2 separate regions of the Mus musculus genome follow, and region 1 is linked to region 2. Evidence: chromatin loops called from intact Hi-C (ENCODE). Cell type or tissue: heart. All regions are shown on one strand. Each heading gives the region's core, and the rest is flanking DNA. Links, peaks and the distances in the headings are about the cores only.

Region 1 (6,072 bases), core at 1,461-3,960, 110 kb after region 2:
GTGTGTGTGTGTTTAGTTTAGAGAATAACTTGCAGAAATCAGTTTTTTCTTCCATATGTTAGTTCCAGGGACTGGGCTCAGGTTACTAGGCTTGGCAGCAAGAGCCTTTTTCTCTCCAGTGTTCTGTTTTGTCTGTTTTTCTTTTCTTTCTTTTCCTTTTTTTTTTTTTTTTTTGAAACGGGATTTCTCTGTGTAGCAGCCCTGGGTATCCTGGAGCTCTCGTTGTAGACCATACTGGTCTTGAACGCAAGCCTGTCTCTCCATCTTATTTTTTAAAACAGAGTCTCTCCTGCCAGTTTCCACACTTAGCCTTTATGTGGGTGCTGGGTATCTAAATTCAGTCCCTGTGCCTGCTGCCGGCACAGCAGGCCTTCACCCTGAGCCACTTCCAGCTGCATATTTTCGTTGTTCTAATTTCACACCATAGACTGGTTTGAAACAATTCAGAGATGCCGTTTATTGTCAGGTGTGGTGGTGGTTGCCCTTAACCCCAGCACTCTGGAGGCAGAAGCAGGCAGATTTCTGTGAATTCGAGGTCAGCCTGGTCTACAATGCAAAGTCCAGGACAACCAGGGGTAGATAGAGAAACTCTGTCTCGAAAAACCAAGACAAACAAAAAAACCAACCACACAAAAAATGATGTAGTTCATTAAGATGAGATTTTAAAAAAAGTTTTAAGCATTAATATGTAGATCAGGCTGACCTCAAACTTGGGTGATTTTTCGGCTTCACCTTTTAGGTGCTGGGATCATTGGCATGAGCCCTACAGTGAGCTCAGAACTAAGTCAATAGTGAGTGTATGTGTGCCATGGCTTCCTAGTCAGTTTGAGGTAGGCTGGGAAGACAGAAGACATGAAGGATGTTCGAGGAACAGAGCCCCCTTTCATCAGTCTGCTCAAGTCTTTCGCTGAGCGTCAAGAATTCCAGCATGATTCATAAAATTTGTTGTGAAGGTTGTCTCTGAAGAGACAATATCCCTTTTATACAGAAATATCTCAAATAAGAATAAACCAGCAATAAACCAGGCTTGAGACCTAAAGTACGTGACCTCTGACCTCTGAGTTCGGCCTCATTCCTTTCCCAGATATAAACCTGCAATTTTCTAGGAATCTCACAGGCAAGATTATAAACCCCATTATGGTAACAGACATGGCTTAACCTGTGTGCAACCCTCCCAACCCATGGTTTCACCACATTAGATTGTCACCCTACCCGACCGAACCACTTCAGGAATTGCCGGATCTAATTTACTGAAGGTGGGAGGGGGTCACTTCCAAACGCCTTGAGCAACAGAAGCCTCAGCAGTCACCAAGAAAGTACATATATGGTTACTGCTAGTCGCTCAAAGCAGGAAGCTCGAGAGAAAGGCCACACTCACATCTAGGTGTGCAGGACCCTTTCCCTGGTCACCTTTGATACTTAAAGCTGTTAGCAATCTCATCTTAATAAACTCTGTCTCTGAATCCTGGTTTCATCTGAGAACTGCTCTGAAGGAAATGCCTCAGACTGCTTCAGGCACCAAGGTGGAGCTGTCTTTTGCTCCCATTACTGCCGACAGATGAGCAGACTCTCCTTGCCCCCAGCCAGATAAGTCAGACCCATCTAGCTGAGGGACTAGGTTATAAAAACGTCGTTCGCGTAGGGAGGTCACAAAGTAGCGGGGAGCCAACACTTTGGTAGAAGCTTCCCCATAGAAGGAGGGAGGGCAAGTGTCCCCTGAAGCGAACAGTTTTGGTCTTGGAACCACTTGGAGGCCCGTGGAGCCAAACAGGTGCACAGCACAGGGAGAGAGGTGGGGCCGCGGGTTCCCAAGTGTCCTCTTAGGGTTCTGAGTAAGAAGGGCTCCTGTGCAATGCAATGCAATGCAGCCAGGTGACATACCACAGGTCTGCAGAGATAGAAATTCCAAGCCCAGGGGCCTACAAAGCTTATAGGCGAACCTGCCAGGCAAGGGTCCAGAGGCCCCACCCACCCACCCTATGGTCCGCCAGCCTTTGTTCCCCCCTTCTGTGGTTTGGGGCTCTGGAACCAACAAGCTGGCCCTTGGGGAGCAAGGTCCAGGTCAGGGAGGGCGTAACATGGCCGCTTGAAGCACTACACCACATAAGGCAGGAAAGACGGCTAGGTGGTGAGGGTCTCTTTGGATTTGGGAGGATCCGGGCTTCCTGTTGTTCTTTGGTCCCTTGAACTTAAGTGCAGCCTGCTTCCTTGAGGCTTACATCGTCTCCTTCATCTGGGCGGCAGGAGTCCAGGGCGACGCGGGTGGTCAGCCCAGTCCCCCAGCACTCCCAGGGCGGGGGCCCCCGCTCGCCCAGGCCTACCCGCACCAGAGAGCGCGGCCCTGGCGCTTTCTCCTAAGGAGAAACCGGCTCCCAGTGCCCAGAGTGGGGCGTGCCGGATCACGTGGTGACCGAGGGACCCAACAGTCGGCTCAGCTTAAGTCTCGGACCCCCCCTCCCACTCCCATCCCCCACCCGCGCTGCAGAGCCCAGTGCCCGCGCGCGCGGCTCACCGCCCACCGCATTCCTAGTAGACTCTCGGGTGCTGTGCGTTGATTGGCTCGGGCTGCCGTTCTCTCAACCAATAGGCGCGCGGCTGCTGGCTAGCGTTTCGCGGTGAGTGTGCTTCTCTGCGTCTCCCGGCGAGGTGCTGCCTTTGCCTAGACTGCGGTCAAGGGAAGGGATGCTCTGGGGTGCAAGCCCGTCTGGACGCACCAGCGTACTGGAGCGCAGTCTGCAGGCGCAGACGCCCTGACCTTGGTAGGACTCTTAACGCCTGACCCTGTTTGGCTTTGGGTGTTCGTCAGTGTTGCCCCATCCCTGTTGCCCCCCCACCCCCAACACCTCAGCGAGCCTCTCCAGCCCCAAAGGCAAGCCAGCCTATGCTTGTCAAAAGTGTCGCAGTAGGGCTTGATGACACACACCTATAATTCCAGCACTAAGGGAGGCAGAGACTATTCTGGGTTACATGCCAGGGTTGGCTGAAGTTGTAGCCAGGAGTGTTTGCCTAAATGTACAAAGCCTCATAATACTGGGTATGGTGGCCCACATCTGCAAGCCTGGCACTTGAGAGGTGGAGACAGGAAAAGGTTATTTTGGGCTACATATGGAGTTCAAGGTCAGCCTGAGCTACATGAGACCCTGTCTCAAAAAAAAACAAAACAAACTCAGTAAGTCTCAGTAAAAATTAGTAGTAATCAGCAGGGCAGCGGTGGTGCACACCTTTAATGCTAGCACTCGGGAGACGGGCAGGCGGATTTCTGAGTTTGAGGCCAGCTTTGTCTACAGAGTGAGTTCCAGGACAGCCAGGGCTACACAGGGAAACCCTGTCTTGAAAAAAAAAGTAGTGATTATAGCTGAGGTATTTTTCTAATATTTAGTAATTAGATATATGCTTCACAATAAAAATCATTGCTTTAAACTGAAAGGTGCCTCCTGTATACTAGTCTTCCAAGAGTTGTTGGTGTTATTCATAATGGACAAAAGATGGTTTCTACCCAGGACAGATGGATAAGCAAGGGCAGACTATGCATAGCTTAACAAGGGGACCTTAGTAAGGAGGAAGCTATAATATTCTGGCTTTTGAAAATATGCTAAGCCTAAGGCAGTCACCTAGGACAAACACATGAAGCATCACCTAAGTAGGAGAGCTTAAAGGTTTTTTTTTTTTAAGATTTATTTATTTATTTTATGTATATGAGTATACTGTACAGATGGTTGTGAGCCTTCATGTGGTTGCTGGGATTTGAACTCAGGACCCTGCTCACTCTAGCCCAAAGATTTATTTATTATTATATGTCAGTACACTGTAGCTGTCTTCAGATACACTAGAAGAGGGCATCAGATCTCATTACAGATGGTTGTGAGCCACCATGTGGTTGCTGGGATTTGAACTCAGGACCCTGCTCACTCTAGCCCAAAGATTTATTTATTATTATATGTCAGTACACTGTAGCTGTCTTCGGACACACTAGAAGAGGGCATCAGATCTCATTACAGATGGTTGTGAGCCACCATGTGGTTGCTGGGATTTGAACTCAGGACCTTCAGAAGAGCAGTCGGTGCTCTAACCCACTGAGCCATCTCTCCAGCCCAAGTTTTTTTTTTTTAAGTTACTTATTTATGTGCACACTTTGCTTGCATGCATAGTCATGGAAACCAGAAGAAGCTGTGGGATTCCCCCAAACTCGGGTTACAGATGGTTGTAAACCAGCACATGGGTGCTGGGAACCAAACCTGACCCTCTGTAAGAGCAGTGGGTAAATCTTAACCATGGAGCTATCCTGTCACTATAGCCCTGTGACAATGTAAAGCTGGAGAGTGTACTTATGTGGCTTCTGCCATGGCTGGTGCTGGTGGCTGCACAGCGCTGTAAACACAGTTAAGGCTACATTGTAATATATGTGGGTCCCAGCAACCTGTGGATTTTATGTTATGTGTAGCTCGTGTTTCAATAAAGCTGTTACAAACTTCACTGCTTATCCTGGAAGCAGTGGGTTCTAGCCGTGCTCTCCAACCAGGCGTGGCAGGATTTGCTTCCAGGAAGCAGTGGTTGTGGATGAGCCAGAGTGTGCTTCCCTCCCAGAGCAAAGGCACCGATACCCACTGGGCATGCGCTCCACAGCTGGCGGACAACTGCCTTGGGAATTACCTATTTGAGGGCTTTGGGGAAGTCAGAGGTTGGTGAAGGCTTTACTTTTCTTAGGACACAGCCTTAGGCAATGATGATAAATCATCATTAGGAGTGCTCCCAGGCTCCCTGAGAAGTGCTCCCGGGCTATCTCCAGTTTCTATCCATGTGTTCCTGACATCTCCTAATATGACAATTCTGGCTTCTTACTGGGCTGGTTCCATTCCGGTTAGGTGATCTCTGGCCACACCCCTTCAGGACCCTGGTGGAGTCAAATAGGAAAGTCAGTGTGTGTGAGGTATATGCATATGTAGCGCTCTCTCTCTCTCTTTCTGTGGGTGTGTGTGTGCTCGCACACACGGGGGCTAAAGCACATGCCAGGCGTCTTCCGGACCTTGTCCTTGTTCTGACTCTGCCTGGAGATAGAACCTCTCATGGAATCAGAAGCTTGTTGGTAGCGTTAGGCTGGGAGAACTGTGGGCTTGGAGGATTCACCTGTCTTCTGCTCCCAGTGCTGGGGCTATATAGGCAAGGACAGTCAAGCACAGCTTTCCAAATGGGTGCTGGGGATTCAGACTTCTATTTGCAGGTTACTGCACTTGGCCACGGAGCCATCTGCTTAGCCGTTTGGTTGCTGCATATCCCGGTGCGTGTGCCTGGAGAAGCCAGAAGGGGGCATCAGATTCCTTGGAGCTAGAGTTACATACAGTTGTGAGCTGCCTGACATGGGTGCTCAGAAACAAACTCAGGTTCGTTCTCTCAAAGAGCAGCAAGCTCTCTTAGCTGGCGAGCCATCCCTCCAACCCCTTTCGTTTATTTTTATGTAGCCTAGGCTGCTCTCAAACTCAAGATCCTCCTGCCTCAACCATCTGAGTCAGGATCGCAAGTGTGTACCAATACACCCAGCCTAATAGGCATCTTACTATTCCCCCTCTGCTAAATCGTTCCTTTTTCTTTTTTCTTTTCTTTTCTTTTCTTTTCTTTTCTTTTTTTTTTTTTTTTTTTTTTTTTTTTTTTTTTTGTAGTTCCCAAGTTGCCCACGGTCCAAATCAGGAGCATTTGGATCCTGGAGTCTCCCCTCCCCCGTTGCTGCCTTCTTGTCTCCCGCCAGTTGCCATATTGAATGTGACCGCTGGAGGGCGCTCCCGCACCGCTCCTACTGGCCAACTGGTTCCTATGGGAGGGCCCCTGCTGTGTGAATGCCAGATTGATTTCCAGATTCGAAAGACAGAGCGAGAAGAGAGGCTGCAGAAGTGAGTTTAGACTAAAGTTCCCCAATCCACTTGGTGGCAACTTCTTGAACCAGGCTGTAGGTCAATTCACTAGGTCAGAGAGGCAAAAATACGAAAAGAGCTTTGTGTAGTTAAGCACTGTTCACCTGTCCAGGTGCCCTCTGCCTAAGCTGTGGGCTGCATGGGTGCCCAGCGCCTTTGTCAATGAGGC
Region 2 (6,072 bases), core at 2,024-4,523:
CTGCCAAGCTAAAGTCTAGTTTGTTTGGTTTTGAGTCAGGGTTTTCCTGCCTTGAGCTGACTGTTCTGCCCCCTTCCTCTCAGTGCTGGGGTCATGGGTGTGTGTAAAAACTGTTCTCATGAGTAGATAAAGACGAGAAATGGAGTATAACTGGGTGTACTCAGAACTTACTGTTGGAGGCAGGATGATTGCAAATTTGAGGCCATCCTGGGCTATAGAGCAAGGCCTTGTCTTAAAAGAAGAAAAAGAAAGCAGGCACCAAGAGAGCAGTTTTCAGGTGAACCACGTGGGCCGCTCTTTTGCTGCTGCAGGTGAGCCATGTGGCCCGCTCTGTTGCAATAACAGTAAGAGAACAGAAGGTATTTGAAACACCTCTCTCAGGGCTATCCTAGGCATTTCTGTTGTTACTGTGAAGGCAGGGTCTTACCATGTGTTATCCTTCTTGCCCTGGAATTCTGTATCATCCAGGCTGGCCTGAAATTTGCACCCTGCCTCCTTCCTGCTGGGATTAGAAACCTGTGCTACTCTGACTGGGTCTAGATTGTATGTTGTAATGTTTTACCTAGACATTAGTTGTTTATTTCCTTACTGTCTTAGAGGGTCAAGATCCAAGGCCAAAAGGTATAAAGTATTTCTCATTGGCCTGTGAAAAGCTGCTTTCTTACTGTGCTCGTATGGCTGCTGTGTCTAGAGAATACACCATAATACCGTTGAAATTGAAAGTAACTACAACTTTATTTTACTTGTGTTTTTAAGAATGGTATTTCTTTTTTTGTTGAAATTCTGTGTGAATCTTACTCTTCTGTCTTGTAGTTTCATTATTGTTGCTCAGTAATGAAATGTGTTTCTGTTACTCTTTTTTAGGGTGCGTGTGTGCTCATGCATTCATGCTGTGCTTCTCCTGTCTCTCCTGGGTGCTTTAAGAAGTTTGTGGCTGAGTAGCAGAGTGCTTGTCTAGCATTGCTGATTCTCTGGTTTATTCTCCACACCCCTTTATTCCAAGAACACATTGGCCTAGGGCTCTGAAGTTTTTTTCTGTTGAATTTACCTGGGTGTTTTGCATGGTTAGTTAATTTGTGCTTGATGTCTGCTCGATTGGTAGATTTTATTTCAACAAATATATTTTCACTTCCTTGTGTTTTCCTGTATAGCCTTTGCTGGCCTTGAACATAACACTAGTCCTCCTGCCTTAGCCTTTCGAGATGTGAGGCACTAGGCCCGGCTCATATTTTCACTTTAAAATATTTTTATTTGAGCCAGGTCATGGTGACATTCCTTTATTTCCAGCCCTTGTGAGACAGGGGTAAGTGGATCTCTGAGTTCAAGGTCAGCCTTGTCTACAAGGCATGTTCCAGGACAGCCAGGGATACAGAGAGAAGCTGTTTTGAACCTACACAATATATATTTTTATGTATTTAGCTTTGTGGTAGAACATGTGCCTAGTTAGTATGTGTAAGAACCTGGGTTCCATCCCTAGCAACATCACCACTAAAAAAAAAACATACACATATATGATTCCTTTTCAAATTTGACTAGAAATTAGAAAAAAACCCTTAACATAGACCTAAAAGGAGACAGGTGAAATATTTTAGTTTGGATTTTCAGAACACCCACGTATAAGCCAGGAACAGGTGCAAATAATAACAACAACAACAGTAGTAGTAATAACAAATACTTCAAAAAAAAAAAATTAGAGCCGGGCGTAGTGGTGCATGCCTTTAATCCCAGCACTTGGGAGGCAGAGGCAGGTGGATTTCTGAGTTCGAGGCCAGCCTGGTCTACAAAGTGAGTTCCAGGACAGCTAGGGTTACACAGAGAAACCCTGTCTCGAAAAAAAAAAAAAAAAAAAAAAAGTGAGACCCTATCTTAAATAAAATAAATAAATAAATAAAGGCTTGTATGGTGGATGGCTCAGCAAGTAAAAGTGATGCCATCAAGCCTGACAAGCTGAGCTCACTCTGGGGCATACATGAGGAGAGAACTGACCCCCACAGACTGTCCTCTGACTGCCACCCCTGTAAAACAAGTCAATATGAACATACTACAAATAATAAATAAATAAATGTGCTACAGAAAGTTTGTAATAATCACTGGGCTTGGGGATTCAGCTCAGTGGTGGGTGCACATGTGCCTAGCATGTGTGAGACTCTGAAAAAAGTACAGATTTATGTGGGTTGTGGTGTTCTGGTATGAGTATCCTGTGTTGTGGAGTATTCTTCCACTAGTGGGACAAAATAAATACCTGAGGAAACAGAGGGAGGAAAGATTATTTTGGTTTAGTTTCAGTCCACAGTGACTTGGCTCCATCGCCTCTGGAGTGGTAAAGCGGACATTGCAGGAGCATGCAGTGGGGCAGAACAGTTCACCCCAGCAGACAAGAGGCAGGTAGAGACTAAGATGGACAGGGGACAAAACACGAGACTGAGTATGGTTTCCTACCATTACCCTGTATCCCCAGGTCTCTCCTCCTCATTTTTTTTTTTTTTTTTTTTTTTAAAGATTTATTTATTTATTATATGTAAGTACACTGTAGCTGTCTTCAAACACTCCAGAAGAGGGAGTCAGATCTTGTTACGGATGGTTGTGAGCCACCATGTGGCTGCTGGGATTTGAACTCTGGACCTTCGGAAGAGCAGTCGGGTGCTCTTACCCACTGAGCCATCTCACCAGCCCCTCTCCTCCTCATTTTTAAACTTTTTATTTTGAGACGGTCTTCTTTCTGTGTTGCCCAGGCTAGCTTTGGACTTGCCTTTTGTCTCCTGAGTAGCTGTTTTACAGGCCTGAACCACTAGGCCTAACCAAAGCGTGATTTGATTCCCTTTCCTAGGGGCTGTTGATGTCTAGCACTGCAAAATGCCAGGCGGCTCCTAGCTTTTTCCTGAAAGGTTTCTGATCCATTCTCTGGAGTTTGTGTTTATGAGTTGTAATTCCAGCATTTGAGTCATAGACTTGCCTCTCTCTCTCAGCCCTTACTCTGTCAATTCTTCCTCGTGGAAATTTATTTCCCTTGTAATTTTGGTTTTTATTGGGGTAAGTGTGGCTTCGAAGAGGATCTATTTGATGCAAGCTTTAGTGGCATTTGCTTATGTGAGCACCAGGGGGTGCTGTGGAGCTGCATTCTCTTCTGGTTTGGGTCTCCAGATCCCAGAAGCAGCCCAGGTTTCACTCCATATGCGTGTGCCTGGTCTTGGAGGTGACTTTGCCCTGCAGAGCATCTGGTGGAAGTAGACTCAGTTTCTTCTTGGTTCCCATTCTGAGTTCCTGGATTCTCTTGGTTGTTCTGACATCCTTGAGTCATGTGGGGTTTTTTTGTTCTTTAAGGACGTTCTCACATTATCCAAGCTGGCCTTGCACTTGACGTCTAGCTAAGGCTGACCTTGAATTTGTAACTGCTTGCTTTTTTCCTTCCCAAGTGCTGGGATAACAGGTGTGCACCATCAAGTCTGGCTAGTCCTTTGGTTTATGTAGGAGATTCAGGCTCAGCAGTCAAATGTGAGCAGGGAGTTCAAAGACACATCTGTTGCCCAGTAAACACTGTCGTCTATGAGCCTCAAGTTCCTGATCCTGGCCTTGGCCGAGGGACAGTCGTGTCCTCTGCTATTATTAGTGACATCACTGCGAGCTTTGGAAGGCCTGGGTGTTTTTTACCTTTGGAGCTCAGCAGTGTTTTTACAGTGTATTTGCTAAAATCGATCCAGTGTCTGAGCCAAGTATTTTATAGTTAGAGGATGTTTAGACATATTTAATCCAGTGCTAGAAGCAGAAGTTCTGGTTACAGTCTGACAGCTTTATTGCCTCTGAATTATGGGGGATAAGGAGGTGAGGGCAGCTCTTGAGAGCTGCAGCCCCCGCTCCTGGGATTCTGCATGTCTGTCAGTACTTGTACTTGCAGACATTGTTCTTCTTCGGTTTGCTGTTCAGCACTGGACCAGTTGTTCTCTCAGTTTCTTTCTTGTGTGTCCTGTTGACAGCAGCTGAAAGTTTGCGAAATGATCTGTCACCTCCCGTCTTCAAAGGCTGGAGCTGATTTAGTGCCACGAGACACCTCTGGTCAGGCATGACCCACGATGGTTCTGTGAATAGCTTCAGAGAGAAAACGGTTCTTTAGCCACAAGTCATGTCAAGTTGGAGCAGAGCAAGTAGAATTGTGGCAGCTCTTTTGGAAAGCAGGCCTTCAGCAGTCTTGGAGCAGGAAGCTGTGTCTGGGAGTCTGCCCTGTCAGAGGGAAAGAAAGTGTTGGCATGTGCTTGAGGTGTGTGCTTCACAGTGGCAGAAACCAGCAGACTTGCCCAACCCTGTAGTGTGGTGACCCTCTGTCCCTGGGGGGGGGGGGGGTAGCACACATCTGTAATCCTAACACCCAGTAAGTAGAAGTAGAAGAATTTTGAGTTTGAGGCCAGCCCAGGCTGCATAGTGAGATGTGGAGTTTTTTTGTTTTTTTAAATAAGTCAGTGTTTTAGTTAGGATTTTATTGCTGTGATAAAACGCCACTACCAAAAGCAGCTTGGGGAGGAGGAAAGGGCTGATTTGCCTTACACATCCTGGGTCGCAGTCTTCGAGGGAGAGCAGCACAGGAAGTGAAGTGGAAGCCATGGAGGAATGCTCATGCTTCTTGGCTTGCTTAGCCTGCTTTCTCAAACACCCTAGGACCACCTGACCAGTGGGCTGGGCCCGTTCATATCAGTGCTAATTAAGAGACTGCCCACAGCTGGCCTACAGGCCAGTGTACCAGGCAGGCTTTCAGTTGTGCTTCCCTCTTGTAGACTTTAGTTTGCCAAGTTGGCAAGACAAAACAACCAAAACAAACCAAAAACCACCAACAGGACAGTCAGGGTTGTGCCTGGGAACTTGCTGATTGTGGCAGTTCTTTGAGACCCGTAGATGAGCAGACTGAGATGTGAAATATGGTGTAAATCAGTGGTTGCATCGTCCGCGTCTGGATGCTTGCAACTCATGTCACCTTATCCAGTCTCGGACTTGTGTATGAGACACATGGATGGAGGGAGAGCTGGCCATGGCCTGAGAGTGTGGGTTCGATAGATTGCTGTGGATGGCGAGCTCAGCAAGGCCAGAGGGCAGAGACAGAAGGAATGGGAGGGCTGTCCTCGGCCCAGCTGAGCACAGGCTGTGTTAACACATGCAGTCAGATGGCCAATTATTGGTAAGGAAGTTAACTTTTAGAGGATGTGCGCTGTTGTGTGTAACGCCAGGAAAGAAAGAATTCTGTTGTCTTCAAATCAGGACCTTCCCTATGTAGGCCATTAAATGGTAGCATTTGTCCTTTGAAGCTGTCCGGGTCCACACCAGACTTTGTGGTTTGTATTTGGGGGAGTATGGCATTGTGACATTTTGTCCTTTGAACAGGCATGGCGATTTGTTGTTCCTGTTTCCCTCAAGCCTTGCTGGACCCTCGTCTGAAATGGAAACATCGACCTCGGTAGGGTTAAAGGCCTTTGGTGCTCCTAACGTGGTTGAAGATGAGATCGATCAATACCTCAGCAAGCAGGATGGGAAGATTTACCGGAGCCGAGACCCACAGCTGTAAGTGCTCCATAGGCTCCTGCCAGTGAGGCTTTAATAGATCATTAAAGTGAATATTTAAGAGCTGGGTGTGGTGGCTTTAGTAATCTTAGCCCTTAGAGGATTGTTGCAAGTTCAAGGTCAGCCTGGTTTACATAGTGAGCTCAGGTTAGCTCATGCAATATATATATATATATATATATATATTTTTTTTTTTTTTTAAAAACATGTTCCATGTTAGTAAGCATTTGATAAAGGTGAAAAATCTGAGTCTGGCCACCTGTTATCACATTATTTTACTGCAGTTATACAACTCTTTAGTAGATGGAACTTTAAAATGGATTCCACATAGAATGTTTAGGAGTATGTGAGTACTAAGAAGCTCAAAAGGTGTCTAGAGACATGTAGGGTCTGCTTTGATGCCTCTTGAGATGAGTGTCTGCTCCCTCCAACAGAGGTAGGCGTAGAAGACACTGATGGTGGTTGATGTGTTAGCAGTGTAAGGGCTGGCTCTGACCTCTCAGGAGCAGTAGAATGACTTCTAGAAGAGTA

What was found. A loop is a pair of places that touch in the nucleus more often than their neighbours do. Peaks named below come from ENCODE experiments on the same cell type or tissue, not always from the same donor. Only the 100,000 strongest peaks of a DNase experiment are listed, where the experiment ranks them.
Region 1: it touches region 2 in a loop (2.2-fold over the local background); 1 of 42 quality-filtered maps calls a loop at or near these places.

The regions. Positions count from the first base shown.
Region 1 is chr11:120,307,470-120,313,541 of GRCm38, reverse strand. No RefSeq gene overlaps it. Among named protein-coding and RNA genes, the nearest start is that of Mir6935, 37 kb to the left of the region's middle. In heart, for the core only: no CTCF peak of the experiment used is centred there; DNase peaks (open chromatin) are centred at 1,891 and 2,571; H3K4me3 peaks cover 1,677 bases; H3K27ac peaks cover 1,765 bases.
Region 2 is chr11:120,420,834-120,426,905 of GRCm38, reverse strand. It overlaps Nploc4 (NPL4 homolog, ubiquitin recognition factor), which reads left to right. Exons shown (of 17, transcript NM_001195023.1): 4 at 5,365-5,541. Among named protein-coding and RNA genes, the nearest start is that of Nploc4, 14 kb to the left of the region's middle. In heart, for the core only: a CTCF peak has its summit at 3,093 (motif pointing right); no DNase peak of the experiment used is centred there; H3K27ac peaks cover 890 bases.